2 separate regions of the Mus musculus genome follow, and region 2 is linked to region 1. A link is a contact called in ENCODE Hi-C or POLR2A ChIA-PET data. All regions are on one chromosome and are shown on one strand. The core of a region is the stretch at or near the end of the contact, and the rest is flanking DNA. Distances in the headings are between cores, read along the strand shown.

What was found. A loop is a pair of places that touch in the nucleus more often than their neighbours do. ChIA-PET counts read pairs that join two places held with the same protein, here RNA polymerase II (POLR2A).
Region 2: POLR2A ChIA-PET joins it to region 1 with 49 read pairs in Patski. The contact joins the promoter of Ston1 here to the promoter of Ppp1r21 in region 1. A Hi-C loop is called at or near these places in 7 of 37 maps with a recorded cell type or tissue (CH12.LX, Patski, T-helper 1 cell and 4 more). POLR2A ChIA-PET finds 5 or more read pairs at or near these places in 1 of 5 experiments (Patski).

What each region holds. Positions count from the first base shown.
Region 1 is chr17:88,527,918-88,533,075 of GRCm38, forward strand. It overlaps Ppp1r21 (protein phosphatase 1, regulatory subunit 21), which reads left to right and starts at 2,207. Exons shown (of 22, transcript NM_028658.4): 1 at 2,207-2,401. The coding sequence starts at 2,345.
Region 2 is chr17:88,623,673-88,628,991 of GRCm38, forward strand. It overlaps Ston1 (stonin 1), which reads left to right and starts at 2,883. Exons shown (of 4, transcript NM_029858.2): 1 at 2,883-3,190. Gm31704 (predicted gene, 31704) reads right to left here and starts at 1,827. Exons shown (of 3, transcript NR_166677.1): 1 at 1,684-1,827.

The sequences.
Region 1 (5,158 bases), core at 957-3,456:
TCCTATTCAAACCATGGAAATGGATTACACCATTTAATTCTGCCACTTGGTGGTGCTACAGGGAACTAACACTCCTCTCAGGAACGGTTATTCTGGAAGTTTGGATGGCAGTACTTATTTATTAGCAAGTGTAAAGTGTACAGTTTTAGTTTGTACAGGAAACGATACAGGCTGAGCTCTTTGCTGAACAACTCCTGGATTGCTCCCAGATAAAAGAGAAGCTAGCTAGCACAGCTTTCACTTTAATTATACCTCTAAATAATCCACAGGGCTGACTTAGCCTTCCTAGATGCGTTTCCTCCATAATAAAGGTAATAATATTTACTTTAAAAAACCTAGAGAAATCAAGTTGATGCTCCTCTGTCCTGTTTCATTTCCTTCTTTTTCTGCTAGAGGCACCGAACAACCAGTGTTCTAGTTGTCTCTGTGTTTTTACTACATATTCATGTGTTTAAGAATAATGTTGGGCCGGGCAGTGGTGGCACACGCCTTTGATCCCAGCACTTGGGAGGCAGAAGCAGGCAGATTTCTGAGTTCGAGGCCAGCCTGGTCTACAAAGTGAGTTCCAGGACAGCCAGGGCTACACAGAGAAACCCTGTCTCAGAAAAAAAAGAAAAAGAAAAAGAAAAAAACCAGATGGCTCAGTAGGTAAGAGCACTGATCCTAAGGTCCTGAGTTCAAATCCCAGCAACCACATGGTGGCTCACAACCATCTGTAATGAGATCTGGTGCCCTCTTCTGGTGCTTCTGAAGTCAGCTACAGTGTACTTACATATAATAATAAATAAATCTTTGGGCCTGAGCAAGCAGGGACTGAGTGAGCCAGGCCAGCTGGAGTGAGCAGAGGTCCTAAAAATTCAATTTGCAACAACCACAAGAAGGCTCACAACCATCTGTACAGCTACAGTGTACTCATATACATTAAATAAAATAAAAATCGGAATAATGTTACTTCACATATTATGGAGATTATACACACACACACACACACACACACACAGTACATACTGTGTGTGTGTAGTCCAGACTGCTCTCAAACTTGACTTCCTCATGCCTCAGCCTCCCAAATGCTAGGACTGCTGGTATGACTAAACATGTCTGGCTACTTCCACTTCATAATTTTTAAGATTATTTATAGTATATTACAATTCACTATTTTTTTTTTAAAGACAGAGTTTCACTGGCTGGCCTGAAACTTAATATGTAAACCAGTAGAGATCCATTTGCCTGTCTGCCTTCTAAGTACTGAGATTAAAGGTTTATACAGCTGCACCCAGTGCAATTGACTTATTTAGCATAATGTTCATATGTATGTGTTTGTGTACAAATGTAGTTCATTAGTTTCAACTGTCATATTATGTCTCAAGAAACACATATCTTTCTTCATTCATATTATTCTAACAAGAAATACTTCAATGCTATACCTACATTAATCCTCAACAGAACTGTCAAAAATATTTTAAATGAAAAGGAGCAGTTTTTCATCATAAGGTATCTCAAGATATCTAGTCTAGCCGTTTTTTTTTTAAAAACAAAACAAAACATTAATGGTCTTTACATCTCAATGCGTGGTAGAAATTTTCAGAAACTGTATGTTCTTTTACGGCTTAAAATGTTCTGATAGATGAATAAGGGTCAGGGGCGGGCATGTGGCATTTGAGTAGAGAAAGGTCAATGACAAAACACAGAAGACAATGAAGGTTTTCTGATCTGAGAAGGGGAGAAGGGCAAACGGTATAAATATGTGCTAGGTTGGACGGTTTACAGTGTAGCACAAGTCTGGGTATCCAGATAATGAATGAGAAGGCGGAAAACAAGCTTCCAAGAAGCAAGCGACTGACGCTAGGCGGTTGCTATGGCGACTAGGGGACTGGGTAGCCAGAATTCTTGATGTTCTTAGAATGCTTCTCCTTGCATCCTCTGTCTCTCCCTTCGGTGTTCCATCCATTCCGTAGGCACTCATTCTCCTCCCGCTTGATTCTGGCTCGCCCGGAAACGGGTCGCCATCTTCCCGCCTCTTCCAACATGGCGTCTAGGGTCTCAGGAGGGGCAAAAGCACCGCACAGGCGGGTCCGTCGGGCCGCACATGCGCGAACCGGAGCACCAGAGGGCGGGGCGGTGATGTCAAGACGTCGCCCCGCCCCCGGTGGTCGCCCCGCCTCTGGTCCCGCTCCTCCTCCCTCCCGCCTGGAAACCCGGAAGTGGAGGAGGAGGAGGCGCGGCGGCGGCGGCGGTGCTGCAGAAGCTGGCTGAGCCCTGCCCGGGAGGAGCAAGTGTGGGGTTGGGGGCGGGGGGCGGGGCTCGGCAGCCCGGGCGGCCAGGCCTGGACGGGGCGGGGGAGGCCATGGCCTCCGCAGAGTTGCAGGGGAAGTACCAGAAGCTGGCTCAGGAGTACTCGAAGGTACCCATCGTGGGTGGGGGAGACAGGGGTTTCTGGCCCGGAGGCCTCAGCTGGCCGTGGCAGCGATTTGGGATGGTGGGGGGGATGCAGAGGGCTCCTCCTCTCCTCTCCACCTCCTGCTTCCACCATTACGATGCCTCCACCTGCAGCTCCATGGAGATAGGGCCGGGCGGTGTCTGGGTCCGTGTGCGTCTCTGCAGAAAGGAGCTGGAGTTTGAGTCTTCCTTCTCGCTGGACCAGCAGGCTTAGAAATGGAATGACAGAAATCCAAGGCACAGCTCTTGGTGCTAGCCTGAGGGGAAGGGAGGAATGAGGGACCACCCTATGCTCTCTGCTTTCTCAGTTCGCCCGATGATGGGGAAATCACCATCTCCTTTTCGCGAGGAGATGCTTTTAAAGTTAAAACGACTTATTTGCCACCACATCAGTTTGGGAGCGTAAACGGCCTCATTGGGATGGGTGCTTTGGAATACAGATGTTGTCGCCACTGATTTTGACAGCTTGGGTGGTGGGGCTGATGTCTTTTTCTCTTGCACCTTCCTTCCGTGGAATGGGGCAGTGCACACCGCAGGTTCTCCTTAAATACAGAATTATGCAAAACAGGGACCCGGCCTTCTGAAGTGTCAGTCTTTCAAATGGTGAAACCTTTTTCTTGGACAAGGGTGGTGCAGTTTCTGGGTAGGGTTTTCTGCCTGAAGAATATTCTAATGAAGTTATTAAAGCAGAATCTCACGCCTTTGAAAAGGATTCGGTAGTCGTGTTTAATTTCCAATTATCTTGGCATTCACAGAAGCAATGAAAAGATTTCGCCCTTTTTCTAATTTGAAAAAAAAAAAAACCCAAGTGTACGACATCCCCCTTTATGATTTTATTAAGCTTGTATTTGGGAAGGTAAAGTGAAATATAAAGAAATGATACTGGCACCTAAGCGTGCACCCTTAAGTCCTCAGCATCAGATGGGAGCCTTGATGGCATTCAGCTTATCACTCACCTTGTCCACTCCCTTTGTAGTTCCGTCTGAAATCCTCGTAGACTTCTGTGGCTCAGCGCCTGAGATAGTGCATTGTCTTTTGGGGGAGGATTCCCTTGTTTGGAACAGTTCCATATAACGAAGGAGGGTGGGTGGAGGATGGCAGTGCCCAAATTTGCCACTACTATTTTTGGTTGAAAATGTTTCATGCATATAAAGTAAGGGGCCCGATTTCCATCTCTGGAGGGTAAATAACTTTGAAAGTTTGGTTCCAAATGGCCAGTGAGTAGAGTTCCAGAAGGGCTCAGAGCAGTGGCCGTGTTGCGGGAATAATTATATCACCTCCTAAAGTAATGAAAGGCATGGAAAGGTTTTATTCTTTTGGGTATGTTAATGTGTTCAACAAACTCATGTTATATGTGCACCCCGCAAGCAGTGTGCCAGGCTCAGTTGAGAAAGCCGGAGTTCAAGCTGCACAATCACCTTTAATAGACCCTTAAATTAGCGTGGCCTGCAATTATGATACAGTGTAGCAAGTGATGGTCAGCGCAGCTCAGAGGAGAGGTCACTGGGGAAGGGGGAGTTCCTTACACTAGGGAGTAGGGAAGGGGATGAAGAGAGTGGTAGCTTTCCATGTAACTCGGTTAGCCTATGCTGGCTGTCCTGAAAACATCTTAAGATACATGGCAGGCAGAGTGTGGTGAAGGGAGAGTGGGCTAGATCATGAGGGCTGTGGATTTCAGATAAGATGTGTGCAATGGGAAGGTCAAAGAAACCCAACCATCCATCTGTCCATCCACCCGTCTGTCCGTCCATCCGTCTATCTATCCATCTATTTATTAGTGTGTGTGTGTGTGTGTGTGTGTGTGTGTCTCTGTCTGTGTCTGTGTGTGTGTGTGTGTGTGTGTGTGTGTGTGTGTGGGTGGGGTGGGGTGGGGTGATGGTGATGGCGAGGAGGAGGAGACAGCTTTTGGGGGTTGATCTTCTTCTTCTTCTTCTTCTTCTTCTTCTTCTTCTTCTTCTTCTTCTTCTTCTTCTTCTTCGGGGTTGATCATCATCATCATCTTCTTCTTCTTCTTCTTCTTCTTCTTCTTCTTCTTCTTCTTCTTCTTCTTCTCCTCCTCCTCCTCCTCCTCCTCCTCCTCCTCCTCCTCCTTCTCCTTCCTTCCTTCCTTCCTTCCTTCCTTCCCTCCTTCTTCTCCTTCTTCTCCTTCTCCTTCTTCTTCCTCCTCCTCCTCTTCCTCCTCCTCCTCTTTCTCCTCTTCTTCTTTTCTTCTTCTCCTCCACCATGTAGATTCCAGGAACTGTACTGAAATCATCAGGATTGGTGACAAGTGCCATTAATGGTTGAACCATCTTGTCAGCTTCCAAAGGTCTCTTTTACTGAGGGAGTAACATTACTCTTTGGAAGGAAATTGGTAACCATATGGTAGATAGGCTGGAATAGAGATGTTCGGTTGTTGGACTACACTGGGAAGAAAATGTAGGCTTAAGTAAGTAAAGTTGGTATCTGGAGTGGAGAGGAGAGTTCAGGAGTTTTGGTTTAACAATACGTTTTTTTTAGCTTACCGGTTTTGAGAGCCTGCTTCCTTCATACCACTGGGCTCAGGAAAGATATGAACAGGGTATAAACTGTTTGTCCTCAGGTCTCTTCAGGACTTGGTAACTAAGGGAAGACACAGAGTTTGACAAAGCTCTGAGGTGAAGGATTGTGCTTGCCATAACCAAGCAAGGTCAAGTGGGAGCAAAGCGGTGTTTTAAAGATGTAGACTTGGAATTTAGGGATG
Region 2 (5,319 bases), core at 1,633-4,132, 96 kb after region 1:
CCTAATCTTGCAGCCTTTAATTACTTACCTACTATGATGAGGGGGCACGCTCTATTCTTGACTCTAACTTTATTACACCTTTCTGGCAAAACAACTAAAACCATCTCCTTAAACTTTATTTCTAAAATTATTTGAATCAAATCAGGGTTTCTATAAAGTCATTAATTCATCTAAACAGCATTAATTAATGAAAGCTTATCTTCATCTTTATCTACAGGAAATGTGCCCAATAGGGTGGGCTATCACCCAGGAAGTAATCACAGAAGGCTATAGGCAGTGAGGGTCTCCCAGTGTCCATTCACACCAAGTCACATAAACGAGGAGCGTGGTAATAACAAACATGAGAAAGTACACCAGTAGCAAGAAGTGATCTTGGGACTAAGTCTTTGGGACCATGCCTCGCCATAGTGCACCCATCACAGAGAGTGAGGCAACAGGCTGTCTCCAGGGAGCCCACTGCAGGGACCTAACTTGCTCACTGCAGCTCCTCTTGCATGCTGTCCACCAAGCACCCACATCTATGGCAGGTCTTTCTTCTTCACTGAAAAATTTCTAGAAATACTCTTAATAGCACATCAAGAGGCATGTTTCCGTGGCAATTGTAGTCCAGTTAAGTTGACAATGAAGATTGTTCATCCATCACAGACAGCTGGTTTTCCACTCTCCCCTCCCCCTCCTCTCTGTTCTCTTCTTTTACATCATCCATTCCTAAGTACTCTGCCTACATTACCTAGTCACCTTCCAGAGGCCCTATCTTCAAATACTATCACATTGAAATTAGAGTTTCAATGTATGAATTTTGTGGGTACGCAAACATTTAGCCAACAATGAAGAAATGGCCCTGAGGGGGATTCAAGCAACAGGGGTAAGCAACCCAGAAAGTACAGGGGTAGGGCGTGGCCCTGAGTTAGGCCGAGCAGAGACTGTTGCAGATGGGGCTTCCTTCCTCCTCACTATAAGATCCAGTGTGTTCTATAGGCTAAGGACAGAGGGGACGCAGGGAGGGAGGAAGGAAGGAAAACCTATAAGGGTATTTACTGTGAGGCAATTGACATGGGGTAAAAATTCATTTGTCTGCTCATTTACTTCAGTTTTAAAAGATGGTCTCAGTCTATACAGGTTAACGTAGGGAGCTCACCATGTGTAGTGCAGGTTAACCCAGGGAGCTCACCGTGTGTAGTGCAGGTTAACCCAGGGAGCTCACCGTGTGTAGTGCAGGTTAACCCAGGGGGCTCACCGTGTGTAGTGCAGGTTAACCCAGGGAGCTCACTGTGTGTAGTGCAGGTTAACCCAGGGAGCTCACCGTGTGTAGTGCAGGATACAGGGTTGCCTTGGGCTTAGATTAATCTTAGCCCTCTTAGGGGCTAAGATTTATGGAGGTGAGCAACCACGCTGGTCTTGGGAAGTAAATATTCATGTTACCATTGGACAGATAAGAAACTGAGGCTCCGGGCTTCCATTTTGCAAGTTTCTGTAGTGTGTATGATAGTGCTGAGTATCTCTTCAAATGTCAGGATGTGAGACATAAAAATTTAAGGCTGAGGGTACAACCCAACATAGCATAGGTAGGGTTATGAGTTCTACCCCTGGCACCACAACGAATCAGGATAACAATACAACAGCAAACAGACAAGCTCCCCTCCCCCTCCCCAAACAATACCATTTAAAATCATAATGCCCTACCCAACTCCAAAGTTTTGTTCCTGTGAAGACCCTTCTTGGGGGCAGTTTGGTTTGCTCTCTGCTCACATGTGAGGGGAAGGAAGAAGAGACTGTAACCAGAGCAAGGGAACGATAGCACCAGCTCGGCTACCCTCCGCTCAGTGTGGACTTGCGCAGTGGAGGCTGGACTTGCGCAGTGGAGGCTGGACTTGCGCAGTGGAGGCTGGACTTGCGCAGTGGAGGATGAACTTGCGCAGTGGAGGCTGGACTTGACAAAGCAGGAGCGGGTGGTCGATAGAAGCCTTGAATCGTTATATTCTAGCTTCATCAGAGTCAGCTCCTGCTCTCCCCTGGAGCCCAGGGCCCCGTCTCCAGAGCTGGTGTATACACACAGTTTTTAGGTAGCCCCGAGTTTTCTCAGGCAGGCACTGTGAAGGGTGTGCAGGCTATGCCATCCTAAAATGAGGATGCAAACTTAAACACTGTTCACATTCTCTCAGGTCTTGATGGGCAGTTGGTGGGACGCTTTTAGAAGCAGGCTTTGAACTTGGTAGGAGTCTGGTCAGAGAGCATCTGTCACTACTCTCCAAACCGAGGAAGTGGACAGATAAGGAAAAAGCTTTAGAAGAGAGTTGGGAAATGGGGAGGCTAATGGCCACAAGGGAGGGATGGGCTGGGGAATGGAGCTGAGACCAAAGCTGATAATTTTTGAGGCTGGGAGACTAGGCTGTGGTTTAATATTGTGCAAATGGTATTTCCTGTCACATGAATAAAATATTGCACATCTGTGATTGAATAGTATGGGGTGCGCAACATATGTGCTCATAAAACGGCCCGTGCTGCCTTGGCCTTGGAGTGACCTAGATGGGGGCAAGGCGCGCACATGCTCCTTTTGTTTTCGTTTCAAACTCTTCAAGGGAAAACTTCCCTGGGACTGGTCACCACACCATCACAGCAAATTTTTTTTGAGGGGGGGGGGCGGGGAATTCTTCATAATGCCCTCACTGTGGGCTTGGCTTCCTGAGTACCAACCCTGAGGGTCCCAGCCCTCCCAGAGCACACAGGAGAGGCTTCACTGAGGCAGCCAGGGTCCATCTGGTTACAAAGTAGCTTTGGAGGAGTCTGGAATGCAGGAATCTGAGAGTTCCTTATTTGGGAGGGCAGCCAATGAAGCCAAGCGGATATTGACCCTAAGACATTCTTTCTTTAGATTGTTCAGCATTGTTACAGAGCAAAAAGCCAGAGTCAGAGAAGTTCAGCCTTGGTAAGAGCCCAGAGGCTGAAGCGGGAGTCTGCCTGACCATGACAATGGGGTACAGCTGATAGCTTCCAGGGATGGACGGCTTCAGCGTCTGTCCTCCCCCAACATCTGGAATGTATGGAGGAGTATACATTAGGGACCATGTAAAAGGAGTCTGTTCCTCTCCACACACCGGCAGTGACGTGGAGACAAAGCCACAAATGATCCGGAATGTGGCTTTACCAGCTGAAGGCCCCCGAGTCGGATTTCAACAATCTTCAGGAGATGGTAGAGCTTTGTACATTCCTTCCTTGAATGGTTTCTGAGGAAAGGCCAAGGAAAAGGAAGCTGGGCTAGAAGAGCTGAGGGCAAAGAACAGCAGAATAGAGGGACCCTGGGCCGTGCGGAGGGGACGGAAGGACTGTGTAAGGAGCAAGATAGAATTTGGGCAATTGGTGCACCAAGACTGCTCTGAAGGGCCAGTCAAGTAGGGACAGGAAGCAGGTTGGCCTGAGTTAATAAAGGTAGTCTCAGAAGTGAGCCTAGCCTGATCGTGGCTGGACTCTTGGGGTTGGGGGTTGGGGTGTTGCAGGGGTGTCTGTCCCAGAGTTTGCCTTTCCTAAAGCTTGTTGGTCCAAGACACCTGTGGTAGGTGAGAAACAAACTCTTTCCAGGCTCACCCTTCTTTAGTTCCTGGCTCTAGGGAGGGACCTCGGCAGCTGGGAGCTGTTTCCTTGAGGAAGGGTGTGGCAGTGACAACCTCCCTGCCAGGAGGTCAAAGGGATCTTGGGAGTATTGGACTTTGGCATCTAACAGACCTGGTTTCAGCCAGGTTCTGCCTCTTGCGAGCTGCGTGACTTTTGGCAAGTAGTTTAACCTCTCTGACTCCTCTGAAGCGCCGGGTGTTAAACAAGACGAGACCTATGTGCAGCTGTTAGACAAGAGTTGTTGGTAAATGTTTTGTTAGTCGCACTTTCTTCTTAATGCTAAAATTCAATGACTCTTTGAACTGCATGTGTGTGTGTGTGTGTGTGTGTGTGTGTGTGCTTAGAGCTTTTAGAAAAAGGAGAAAAGTCCACTTGAGGTTATTTTATCAACAATGTATGGAGTTCTGTACTTTTTGCCGGATTTTTGTAGAAAAAGTAGAAAATGTCTTTACAAATGAGACAGGATCTCTGCTTGATAAAGCTGACTGAAAGAACAGGCAGTGTTTCCCTCTGACTTGAAAGTTTATCCTGGGATAGTCTTAGAGATGATGTTTCATAGTAGAGCTTCGAACCTGCAAGGCATGTGATAATGTTATTGTTGAAGGTAAGGTATTGTTGCTTTTATCTTGTGTGTGGGTTGTATGTATGGTGCATGTGTGCATGCCTACATGTTTATCTATGTGAGTGCTGGTGTCAGTGCCCTGTTTTAAGTGTGGAGGCTGGAGAATAACCTGGGTGGTCCTCGACTTCCACCCAGTTTGAGGTAGGGTCTCTCATTTGCTTCTGTGTATACCAGGCCGTGTTAGCTGATTATTGAGCTTCCACTGGCCATAGGCATGCTGGGAACACACACACACATACACACACACACACACACACACACACAGACACACACACACACGCACCCACACTTACTCTCTCTATCTCTCTCTGTGTCTCTCTCTGTTTCTCTGTCTCTGTCTCTTTCTGTCTCTGTCTCTTTCTGTCTCTGTCTCTTTCGGTCTCTGTCTCTTTTTGTCTCTGTCTCTGTCTCTTTCTGTCTCTGTCTCTTTCTGTCTCTGTCTCTTTCTGTCTCTGTCTCTGTCTCTCTCTGTCTCTCTCCTTTCTGCTGTGCCTGGCTTTATTTGTGTTCTGGGGATTCAAACTCAGGACCTTATGCTTGCATGGTGAGCACTTTTCCCACTGAGCCATCTCCTTATTTGTGGTTATCTCTGTAGTACAAGAGTTTGATTTCTTAACTGGCAGAAAGAATAATGTATCTTTTTTTTTTTTAGCTTTGCTGTAGCCTATTCTGTTTCTAGCCCACCCTTTAGAACAGGGTAGGGGTAATTGCTGTGGAGATCCCCTAATTTGGAGGGGGTTAAACTCTTAGCAGATTCTGAATGCACTTGATAGATTTGTTGAAGGGGAAAAGGCTTGTGTCATGGTTTCCTGCAGCCCCGTTTTTCCTGATGTGAATAGCCAAACACAGCTACTTTTAACTTGCTCTCAAGTTCAGTCGTCCCAAAGCCGCTATGAGACTGGCTACTGTGAAGAAACTGTTGTTTTACAGAGAAGCAAACATCTCCCTGAGGAGTCTTAAATATCAAAAACGGGTTTCTAGAAATTTCTGCCATAATAAAATTTCTATGCCCTAGATAGGATCTTGGTGTCCTGCCATATTTCTGGGCCTAACTGGAGCTATGTTCTAGAAGTTCGCTCCTAATCCAG